Regions from separate parts of the Homo sapiens genome. Here regions 2 and 3 are each linked to region 1. Evidence: read pairs that join two places in POLR2A ChIA-PET (ENCODE). Cell type or tissue: OCI-LY7. All regions are shown on one strand. Region 1 holds the start of TCEAL1 (transcription elongation factor A like 1). Region 2 has its middle 22 kb from the start of RAB9B. Region 3 holds the start of LINC02589 (long intergenic non-protein coding RNA 2589).

Region 1 (4,000 bases):
GTGTCTCACAGAATGGAAGGGGAAAGAACCAGAATAGAAGCTGTGGCAATTTTAAGCTGTCAAGGATGAAAGGTACTTTTATTATTTTATACCTGTTCTGTACCACTCCACAGGGCAGAGCCAGGACCAATGTGTGTAAACTACTGGGAGGCAGATTTTAACTCAACAGAAGCAAAAATCAATTAATTAATTAATTTTAAAACTCTGAATGATTAGAACTTTCTGAGATTTCAGTGAGATATCTTATAAGGCAGTGAGTTCTCCATCACAGGATTTAAGAAGAATAAGGATAGAAATGAATGAAATGGGACTTCTCTAGGAAAGAAACTATACAAATGAGAAACCAACCCTTGATGAAAAAATAAGAAGGCATAGTGAAACTTGGTTTTAAAGACACATCTCACAGAGAAATTGGAAAGTAAAACAGTTATAAAAAAGATATGAAGGTAAACTAATATTTGTCTAAATGCTATCTCAACACAAAGTTAATCAGATATCAGAGAAAAGCAACAAACAGTTCTTAAAAGGGGAAATTTCACATGAATTTCTGTTCAGAAACTTACTAAACAGCCTGGCTTTAAAACAAAATCCCAGGATCCTCACAGATCAGATGGTCATCTACCCTGAAAGTGTAAAACACAGAGGGAAGGGAAGTAGTATGCTCTGTAGGGGAAAGAGCATCTGCATAAGAAAGTAGCATCCAGGCTGATGTGAGTAGATGAGAGGCAGGCATAAGGTTAAAGATCATAAAATACTGTTAGATAAAAAAAAATACATATTGCAATGACAATTGAAAATGCTAGCATAATTGTAGTCCTGCTATTCAGTATGTGGTCAACAGAATTATTGCATAGTTTAATATGGAATGCCCTCCCTGCTGCATCTATCTTTTGGGGTCCAGCAGTCCCAGAACTCAAATATTTGTTGATTTAGTGAATTAATATAAACTTCCTCAACCAGAAGCACCAAGAGGTGGCTGGTTAAGGATTGAGAGTCCCAGTAAAATCTATTTATTCTATTATGAATAACTACTGAATAATTTATATATATGTACACATGTATATAAATATATTTTATAATCTATTCAGTGTGTATACATGCATATATATGCGTGTATATATATACACGCATATATATGTGTGTATATATATACACACATAGAGAGAATAATGCCAAGCTCTCCACCAAGGACTATCCCATTTCAGATAATAAGTGTTCTGGACTGTTTGTACTTAGATGGACAAATACGTATTTGATTTATGAAAATCAAAGTATTCATTCTTTTTAGATCTACAAACTTTACAAACTCAACTCTTTCTACAGGTCTCGAACTGAATGATTACCAATTTAGATCTGGGGGCTCAAAAAAACAAAATGTGATGTCAAGAAAAAGTGAAAGATTGTCTCCCATGAAAGTGACAAGAGATGAAACATGCTGAATGAGCCTAAATGGACATGATGGAGATACGGATGTGGATTAAAACTGAGAGTGTTGGGATATAAGGATATAATACTGATTTATGAAGGTGAACAGTCAAACGTCAGTGCAGGATCTGAACTGCAGGGGAAATAAGGGGCCTTGGTGGCTAAGGAAGGGAGGAGGGGAGAAAGAGGTGGTACTAGGGGAAGTAGCACAGAGGAAGAGGCAATACTACCCGAGACTAGATGCGGACCGTCTCTGGCAACCAGGAAAAGGCAAATACAAAGAGAGGTGAGTGACAATGCCTGGTGTGTCTCGGGTCAGAGAACACTAGCAGGCACTAGCAGGTGGCTGCGGCAGGGCCGCAGATCAAAGTGGTAACTGGGGATCTGAGTTCGGCAGTGACGCGCGTCCCTCACGTGACCAGGAGCCTCTATGTGCCCAAGTCCCTCTCGTCCCGGTCTTTTTTTTGCCTGTCCACCATCTCCCTATTACCCTTTGGTCGAGAGGGAAAGCAGAAGAAGTAAGTTCCCTCTACCCTCTTAAATCGGTGTGAGTGTCGGCGCTGCCTAGTAACCCGGGGAATGGGGTTGACAGAATCGGGATGGCGGAGTCCAGGCCTTTCCCTAAGCTCCAGCCCCGCCCCCCGCGCCCACATTTCTGTGCAAAATATGGTGGTCTTTGGGGCGGGGTGGGGAGGCGAGTACCTCCCCCGTCCCCCGGGAGGGGGGTACAGACATTTGGAAATAGTTTCTAAAAATGCTTCGCTTCCACTTCTCATCTGAAAAGAAATGGCAAGCTTTGCGGGGTGGGGAGGTGGGAGCACGGAGGACGAAGCTTGACGCAGGGGCTGAGACGAAAAGAGAACCCGAGAGCTAGGGGAGCGTGCAGGCAGTGGCTGGTGCCCAGAAAGTGGGGGGTGGGGGGTGTCAGTCAGTCCGTCCCTCCTCCCCACTCCCCGCCCCCTACCCTGTCTTGCGTCTGTGTGCAGGTCTGCTGGTCACAGCGGGGCACCTCGAGGAGAGGACGACTAGGAGCACACGGCCCGGAAAGGTCCAGGTCAGGGAAGGGGTACGCAGTGGGCCGGGACTGGGGCGCGAGGGTGGACGCCGAAAGGCATGGAGTCTGCAGGCCGCACTGTCCCGCCCCTGTCACTGCGGGCGAGGCCTGTAGCAAAGCCTGCTGGGAAAATGGTGGGCTTTCGGGAAGGAGGGGGCGACCGGGAAGCGGCGGAGTCGGGAGAGCCGGAGAGCCTCTGGGAAAGCGCAAGGTTGAGGACCTGGCCCCCGAATCAGGAAAAGGCAGGTATTGGAACCCACGGCCTGGGTGTTAGTCCAGCCGCTTAGTATTCTGACTCTATTCTGCCTTTCTTGTCTCCTAAGAATAACTGTGCTTGAAGAAGAAAATTCCCAACATGGACAAACCACGCAAAGAAAATGAAGAAGAGCCGCAGAGCGCGCCCAAGACCGATGAGGAGAGGCCTCCGGTGGAGCACTCTCCCGAAAAGCAGTCCCCCGAGGAGCAGTCTTCGGAGGAGCAGTCCTCGGAGGAGGAGTTCTTTCCTGAGGAGCTCTTGCCTGAGCTCCTGCCTGAGATGCTCCTCTCGGAGGAGCGCCCTCCGCAGGAGGGTCTTTCCAGGAAGGACCTGTTTGAGGGGCGCCCTCCCATGGAGCAGCCTCCTTGTGGAGTAGGAAAACATAAGCTTGAAGAAGGAAGCTTTAAAGAAAGGTTGGCTCGTTCTCGCCCGCAATTTAGAGGGGACATACATGGCAGAAATTTAAGCAATGAGGAGATGATACAGGCAGCAGATGAGCTAGAAGAGATGAAAAGAGTAAGAAACAAACTGATGATAATGCACTGGAAGGCAAAACGGAGCCGTCCTTATCCTATTTAATGTGTTCGGCCTTTAATTCTGTTTTGCCTGCTAATAGTATTGCCATTGCCACCTGGACTTTCTGTTTGCATTTTCTTAATGCCTTTTCCCATATTCTGAATTTTAACTTTTTGTGAGGCTTTATTTTAGATGTTTAGCATGTAACTCGCTTAAAGTTGAGGTTTCCCCCTAAAATCTACAAGTTTCCCTCTTTCAGTCATGAGCCCTACACATTTGCATGAAAGATGTACATTATATATTGTGAAACGAAAAAAGCAATTTTCAAATGGTATATATTGTATCCCATTTTTGTAAAAAAAATGTATATTTATATATTAATATGCAAAGAAAAAGCTAAAAGTATAGACTTCAAAGGCATAACAGTGGTTGTGTGGTAAGATAATAGGTGATTTTTTAAATTTTTGTTTTATCTGAATTTCTCATTTTTTCAGGACAAACGTTTTACTTGTGTTGCAAAAATATATAATGAAAAAATCACACAATTTTGAAGAAAACTGTCAATCAGCTTATAACGACAATGTGGCACTTAATAAATACTTGTCAGAACTTTAAAAAAAGTGAATCCTATGTTTTTTTCTGAATCTCTTAGGCACAAATATTAGCCAGATATGGATTATATTTAATAGTCATTTTGTTCTCATTTAAATAGGAATAATACTTGCTTTACAGTGCTACTGTGGGACCAG
Region 2 (4,000 bases), 180 kb after region 1:
AGGGCAAGAGGGTCAGTAAGAAACAGGGCCCCCTTCCCCCTGGGCTTCGGGGATCCAGCTAACTGGCTGGAAATGCACCTTTGCCTGTGGCTTCTTGCCCAAGACCTGGCTAGCTTGGCTTTCCTGTTTGCTGTACATGTTGGGATTGACTTCATATTCTGCCTAGAGACTAGGACCCATGAAGAAGGGGCCCAGGCCCTTTCTTTGTCACCTTTCAAGCCTATTAATGGTTGTTATGGAATGAATGCTAGTGAAATTCATATGTTGAAGCTCTAACCCCTTATAGGATGGTATTTGGAGAAGGGGATCTTTGGGAGGTAATTAGGTTTAGATGAGGTCATGAGGGTGGGGTCCTCACAATGACATTGGTGTCCTTATAAGAAAAGGGAGAGACCAGAGCATGATTTCTCTCTCTCTGTCTCTCTCGCTCTCTCTCTGTTATGTGAGGAAACAATAAGATGGTGGCCATCTGCAAGCTAGTAAAAGGGCCCTCTGGAGAGCCTGACCATCCTAGTCTGGGATTTCCAGCCTCCAGAACTGTAAGAGATAAATTTCTTTCTTTCTTTCTTTTTTTATGGAGTTTTGCTCTTGTTGCCCAGGCTGGAGTGCAATGGCTCAATCTTGGCTCACCACAACCTCCGCCTCCTGGGTTCAAGCAATTCTCCTGCCTCAGCCTCCCGAGTAGCTGGGATTACAGGCATGGGCCACCACACCCGGCTAATTTTGTATTTTTAATAGAGACAGCATTTCTCCATGTTGGTCAGGCTGGTCTTGAACTCCTGACCTCAGGTGATCTGCCTGCCTTGGCCTCCCAAAGTGCTGGGATTACAGGCGTGACCCACCATGCTCGGCTTAATTTCTGTTGTTTTTAACCACCTAGCCTGTGATATTTTTTATTGCTGCCTGAGCTGACTAAGACAATGATGCTGCAAGAAACCTTGCCACCAGAGCAGCTAAGATGAACCCCCATGGAGCCACTGCCATGCAGCATGGTAGTTCAAGCTGGGGCAGGCACCAGTGCCTCCCATCCATTCTTTCAGGTATTCATTCTTTTTTTTTTTTTCTCAGAGGCAGGGTCTCTCTTTGTTGCCCAGGCTGAAGTCATACTCCTGGGATCAAATGATCCTCCCACCTCGACCTCCAAAGTAGCTGGGACTGCAAGTATGTGCCACTGTACCTGGCTTAATTAAAAAATCTTTAGCTGGCACCTACCCTATGCCTGGCCCTGCACTAGGTGCTGTAGGGTGCACAGTAGGCCCAGGCCTCAACTTTGTGGCGCTTAGTGGCTAGTAGGAAGGAGCCTTGCTGAAGAATCATACACATGGAAAGTGAGACACAATAGAATTTTTTAAACCCCAGGATATTGTGAACACCTATAAGACTGAGTAAGGGGCCAGGAAAGAACTCCAAGGGGGTGATGTTTAAGTCTGGACACCAAGAAAAAGAAGGCACCAGCTAGGCAAATAGTGAAGGGGAGATTGGTGCAGGTGGAGGGATGAAGTGAATTCCTGCTTCCCAGGCAGGGCATTTCCAAACTCTTTTGTCTTAGCAGAGTGTGGCTTTTTGAGGTCTGGATGCCTGTTGGCTTCTACTGCCCTAACAAACTCTCTGACTACTGCCATCTGGGCTTTGCATCAGAGTCACCAGAAAAACTTGATAAGATGCAGATGCCTGGGCTGCACCACCCTTTGAGACTTTAAGCAGGTCATGGTGGGGTCCAGGAATCTGCATTTTAACAAAGCCCCCAGGTGGATCTGCTACAAGTAGTCTGCTGTTCTGTGAATGCTTCTTTGAAGGCACTGGCAGGATAAAGTCTAAATGCCATGGCATAACCTGCGTGACTCTTCAGCTTTTCCTGTCTATTGTTATAGCTGTCTCGCTAGTCACCTTCCTCTAGGCTTCTCATGCCCACTCCCACCACACCTATCCTCCACAACATGAGTAATCATTCTCTAACCCAAACCTAAGCTTCCTACCCCTTTGCTTAGAACACCTTCTTTTATTCCTTTTTCCTTTCACAATAGATCCCCATTTCTTAACATGGTATCAATCATGCTTCTGCCACTTCCCATTTACTCTCTTCACCTTCATACCTCAAACAGTACCTGACGCTGGGAAGACATTGAACAGATATTTATTTAATTGCTACAGTAATGGGACTTAAATATGTCATATTTCACTGAAAAACCTGGGGATATTTCAAGTTATAAAAATCATGTCCAGGAGGGAAAGAACTGTCTTTAGTTATCGGAAGTCCTGTGTCATGTGGAATCCTTGTTTTGAGTGGCCCTAGGACCAAGGAGTGGAAGTCATAAGAAGTCAGAATTTACTCAATATAAGGGATCATGTGCCATTTTTGCAAGATATAATGATCTGCTTCAAAAAATGGTAAGTTTTCTGTCTCCTGAGGTATTCTAGCATTGACTCTGTGGCAGGCATTTGGTGAAAATACTCAAGCATTGGGTGAAAATACTCAAGCATTGGGTGGAATTTGGACAAAACAACCTACTAGTGAAATCACAGGATTCTATGAGGAAGTAAAAGTGAAGAGGGGAAGAAAATAATCTCTCCATTCCAGGGAAATAGAATATTGTGGTTAATTATCATGTCACTATGCAACATGCATGAAATGCTTATTCTCCATACCATAAAATAGACCTAATAATAATAACCCTTAGTTTTTCTTTGATGATCCAGAAATTAATTTGGGCTCTTGCAATGTCTAGGGGTTCCCGTTATAAACATTAATTTTTATTATAATAGTGACATGTGGAAATGCCAGTTAAAATCTCTGCCAGAATGTCAAATAAACATGCTTTATTACTGTAACTAAAGAAATATTCTAGAAAAAAAATTTAAAAATGTATCATGCAGAGACACAATAGCTTTCCAACTCAATTTAGTATATACAAAAAAATTACCTTAGGACAAAGAGCCATGCCATCACAATCTAAAGAATAACACTACAGATTAGAAGACTCATTTGGCTGAAATACAGCTAATAACAAAAGCTAATGACTTAGTCTTCTTAGGTGGCTATAAAAATACCATAGACGGGATGGCTTAACAACAGAAATTTATTTCTCATAGTTCTGAAGGCTGGGAAAGAGCCTTCAAGATCAAGGTCTTGGCAGATTCAGTGTCTGGTGGGGCCCCCTTCCTGGTTTACAGATAGCTACCCTCTTCTTGTATCCTCAAAGCAGAAAAAGAGAGAGAAAGAGAGGTCTCCTCTCTTTCTCTCTCTCTCTCTTTTATGGAAAGCGGGGGCAAGGAGTTTCTCTCTGTCACCCAGGCTGGAGTGCAGTGGCATGAACATGACTCATTGCAGCCTGGACCTCCTAGGCTCAAGCAATCCTCCTGCTTCAGCCTTTGAAGTAGCTGGGAAAACAGGTATGTGCCACCATACCCTCTTTCTCTTCTTATAAGGGCACGAATCCCATTATGAAGGCTCCACTCTCACGAATTAATAGCTAACTGTAATTACCTCCTAAAGACTCCACCACCAAATACCATCACATGGAAGATTAAGTTTTTAACATATTAATTAGGGAGATATATTCAGCCAATAGCAACCAAAAACTGCTGCATAGTTGTCAATTAAACACCAATTTCCACAGTTCATTGCCAATAGCTATTTTTCTTATTTTATCTCTACATGAAAGAAACAAGGAGAGTGTGGGACTGAGTAGTAGGATCTTGGTGATCCTCCCTGTCAAGTACCTCTTTCTTTGTTCTATTTAGTATGGACACTTAGATTGTATCATTTAGGTAATTTTAAATCAGACTTTTAAAGACTTGGGTCACTAACGAAAACCAACAACTCTGATTTTAACAACAATTTTCTGTAGCTTTTGTTTATTCAGTAAGTCAGAGACTATTGTGGAGGCACAACTTCTCAGTAGTTCCTAGGGTTACTTCCTTTTGGGAGGAGCAACAAGGATATGACAGACTCTGGGAAAATTTCTTCCAGGCCAGAGCTGCTTGCTACTGTTTGCTTCTG
Region 3 (4,000 bases), 74 kb before region 1:
CTGAGTTCCCAAACCCCTCTTTGTAAAGCACAAGTCAGAGATGCTCCTGTGACTTGCAGTTTTCCCAGGCATGTCCTCAAACTTTGGCTCAATAAACCTCTAGTGATTGAGACACTTGCCTCAGTCACTTTTTTTGGGGTTAACAAATGAATTAGGTCAGACAAAGGAGAATAAGCATCCTATGATTCCATTTACTTAAAAGGGCAAGAAACAAAAACTAATCTATGGTAAGAGGAGACCAGTGATTGTCCGGGAATGGGACAGGTTGGCATGGAGAGGGAAGCTAGAGACAGATGGAGAGGATTACAAAGGTGCATAAGGAAGCTTTTTGAGGTGATGAATATGTTCATTATCTTGACTATAATATTGGATTCACCAGAGAGAGCATACATATGTTAAAACTTATTAAACTATATATTTTAAACATGTACGGTATATCGTATGTCAACATGGCTCAAAGAAAGTATTTGAAATACATTTGTATAAGTTTTTGATGCAATTAAATCATCCAAAAGATTCCAACTACTACACTCTTGTTATATTACCAGATCATTACTATGTCTGATCAAATTGTTCTGCACTACATACAACCATAATAATCACTTGCAGTGTTTAAATATTTTTGGAAAAGTGGATGTTCATTTCTTTTTGAAGTACAAAAATAAAAATATTACATTCTAAGAAAATAATGATGATGATACTTAAGAGTAACTGTTTACTTTAGGGAACATGGCTTAGTATCATTATAATAGAGCGAATTCTAGGGTAATTCTTATTTCTGAAACTATTAAGGTATAGTAACTGACATTTTAACTAACACTTGCAAAATTTCTGGCTTAAAAAATCATTATAGGATGGAAAAATACCATGGTCACCAGGAGATAATTTATATAATTTATATTACAATCTCAAAATGCTAGAAAGACCTAACGACTGCATATTTCCATATCCATTTGAGAGATACATAGGAATCACTGATGATTATTTATATAGGCAGAAAAATATATGTAAATCTATAGCAAATGCATGTTAAACATCCAGTTGCTTCCCCAAATGAACTATTCATTGCTTTGTGACAATGAAAGGCATCTTTAACATGGGCCTCAGAAGCTACCACAAAGCACATAGCTGCTGATGGAAGGAAATTCCACCTGCTAAACCTCTTCTCCAATGATGAGATCAAAGGAATTTCTCTGCTTGTAGGCTATTTTATAAACCTCACAGAGCTATTCCACAACATGCTTCTGTCCAGATCTATGAGCTCACTTGAGCCAGGTGTCATATCCCACCAGGGATGGAAGTGTTGGGGGTCTCCTTAGTACTGCTGCCCTTCAAATCTGGAGTAGAAGCTTCAGCAGCCATCACGACCCTGATCCTCAAAACCTACCTTCTTCAGACACCTGATATGAGCTCAATCACCTGATGAAGAGCTGCACAGGGACAGAGAGAAGCCAGCAATCACTGTGCTTTCTTGGAGTAACTATGTGCCAGGCATTAAGCTAGGCACTGAGTCAGTGACCAGTGACAATAATACAACTGGGTAGTGATCATAACAACCAGAGATACAATGGGATTCTCACCAGGGCCTTTTTCTTCTCCTTTTCCCATCTGTCTCCCAATAACAAATTTGAAAAGGAATAAGAGGCCTGAATTCATACAGACATTCACCATCCTGCAATAACCACAGGGCTACCTACCGGCTTGCACCTGTATCACTGAAGCTTCCAGCAATCCTGTGGGTGAGCATTTTTATCCCCATTTCACAGAGGAAGACGCTAGGCTCAGAGAGAGTGTTTACCTGTCTCATTTTTTGGCACCTTGCCTTTACTTGGAAAGTAGCTCCGGGACACCCCTGGAGCAGGACACCACATTCACTGGGGCCAAGGGAGTCCTACTTCTCCCTGCCTCATCAGACAGCGAGGGCAACTTGTCCCAAAGCGGGAACAAGGCAACTTGGATATGGGATCTCTTCCTCTCTCTACATCGCAGAGCACCCGCAGCCACAGTTGAGTCTAAACACCTGAAGACGAAACCCTGCTCTCCTCACCAGGCCAAGTCGGTCTCCATTAAAAAGTCGTCATGGTTGTCACAGTCGCCAAAATGACGTCAGGTTACTATGGTAACCGCGATGCGCAGGCTTGTCCTCCACACCGAAAATGCTTCTGCACGACCCTCCCCTTCAAGCCTTCGCCTTTCCCTGGAAGCGAAACACCTTCATTCTTCAAGCCACCACCTGAGAAAATTTAATAGTAATAATTAGAGGAACTAGGCTGGGACCCAAGCAATTGGAGGAATTTTACAGGTTGTGGAAACAAAGCACGTCTCTGTTGTCAGGAATTTTACTTGCTTACAAGTGACAGTAGAGGAGTATCATCAGTACACAGAGACCCAGGGAGCCATTCTAAGGCTCTCGGTGATGAGATGGCCCTCTGAGGGGGAACAGGTACAACTCACAGATCATGCTAAGCAGACATCTGTGGCAGAAAACTAAGAGACTGCCTATAATCATGTGACTGAATGACCTAGAGACACCAAAATATGTCATTTAAGAAATCTCAGAGTTATTTCAAGGAATCAGGACAAGAATATTATACTTACTTAGTAGGCAGAAACTTATTCAATTGAATCATATACAGATGCTCTTCAACTTAGGATGGGGCTATATCCTGACAATCCTATCTTTAGGTTGAAAATATCATAATTCAAAAATGCATTTAATACATCACTAAACCTATTATAAAGTGGAAAAACCGTAAGTTGAACCACCATAAGTCAGGGACCGTTGGTATTGAGTTACCCTGGGAGATTCTTACCCTCCATTTCTGATATTTTCATCCATGTGGTGGGGCATCCATGACAAAAGCAATTCCATCCTCTCTGCACACTCACTCCTTCTCTATCACAGGAATCAGCTACTTGATTAGCAAGTTGAGAAGGAGAACCACGGGTTGCACAGCCAAGGCCCTTTCCCTTTAAAACTCTTGGTACGAAAGAAATAAGTTCTAATGTTTTATAGCAGAGAAGGGTGACTATAGTTAACAACAATGTATTACATATTTCAAAATAGCTAGAAGAAAGGACTTGAAATGTTCCCAACATATAGATATGATAAATACTCGAGGTGATGGATACCCTAAATACCCTGACTTGATCATTACATATTCTATGCATGTAACAAAATATCACATGTACCCCATAAACATGTACAATATTATGTATTAACTTTTTGAAAATGTGTTCTGCTCTGCCCTCAGGAGTGGGTCTTCCAATAGGCTCAAATCTCTCCTTCCATTTTCTGGGTCTCACTGGCTTCCCAACTGTTTCTATGATCTTGCTCCAAAATGCTCGGGTCTTTAAGCGGCCTCCAAAATAACTGCCACTCCAAGTTTGAGCTCTAAACCAACTAAGAGTTATGGCAAAAGCATAAGGAGAATAGTACATCAACTTTATTCCCTGTAAAGGTGAGATTGGAGAATGTGTCTTAGATGTGCTGGCATGTGGGCTTCCTATTAATGAGCTACAGAATTGGACAGACTTATCTACCCAGCAGGGCTATGCTGAGACAGCCACAAACGTCAAGAACTAAAATGCATATTCCATCTGCTATCTGCTGAAGGAGTCCTGCCTTTGTGTGCCCAAGGAAAGTGACTTCCTTGCTAAAGGCTATCTCTATAGGAGGAGAAAATATTCCAGGACACCTTCTTTGAGGAACATTTCTCAAAGTGAATAAACACCTCTCTGTTCTGATTGTATACTCACCAAGCAAACTTCTGAGGATATGGTTTTCCATATGGCCTGCAGAGCCATTTATGACAACACTTTCTTACTCCCTTAACAAGCATGATTACAGTGGAGGCTCACCTTATGGAAAAGGATTGGAATTGATTTCTAAATTCCAAGAGTAGAATGAAAATCATACATCAGAAAAATTTATCTTGGAAATCTCTTCAAGAAGGAATTGATGGAATGTTCAGAAGTTTATACTCACACATTAACCCAC

The links. ChIA-PET counts read pairs that join two places held together with the same protein. Peaks named below come from ENCODE experiments on the same cell type or tissue, not always from the same donor. Only the 100,000 strongest peaks of a DNase experiment are listed, where the experiment ranks them.
Region 2: POLR2A ChIA-PET joins it to region 1 with 5 read pairs; 2 of 35 experiments call an interaction of 5 or more read pairs at or near these places.
Region 3: POLR2A ChIA-PET joins it to region 1 with 8 read pairs; 5 of 35 experiments call an interaction of 5 or more read pairs at or near these places.

Annotation. Positions count from the first base shown.
Region 1 is chrX:103,627,083-103,631,082 of GRCh38, forward strand. TCEAL1 (transcription elongation factor A like 1) reads left to right here and starts at 1,893. Exons shown (of 3, transcript NM_004780.3): 1 at 1,893-1,943; 2 at 2,412-2,491; 3 at 2,803-3,871. The coding sequence starts at 2,835. The coding sequence ends at 3,314. RefSeq lists enhancers at 1,518-1,587, 2,459-2,753, 2,658-2,707, 2,778-2,847. In OCI-LY7, CTCF peaks have their summits at 3,036 (motif pointing left) and 3,242; a DNase peak (open chromatin) is centred at 1,739; H3K4me3 peaks cover 2,403 bases; H3K27ac peaks cover 1,524 bases.
Region 2 is chrX:103,808,747-103,812,746 of GRCh38, forward strand. It overlaps a transcript of RAB9B not described here. Among named protein-coding and RNA genes, the nearest start is that of RAB9B, 22 kb to the right of the region's middle. In OCI-LY7, no CTCF peak of the experiment used is centred here; no DNase peak of the experiment used is centred here; H3K4me3 peaks cover 504 bases; H3K27ac peaks cover 428 bases.
Region 3 is chrX:103,552,879-103,556,878 of GRCh38, forward strand. It overlaps LINC02589 (long intergenic non-protein coding RNA 2589), which reads right to left and starts at 2,075. Exons shown (of 6, transcript NR_131237.1): 1 at 2,048-2,075. RefSeq lists an enhancer at 1,870-3,069. In OCI-LY7, no CTCF peak of the experiment used is centred here; a DNase peak (open chromatin) is centred at 2,093; H3K4me3 peaks cover 1,541 bases.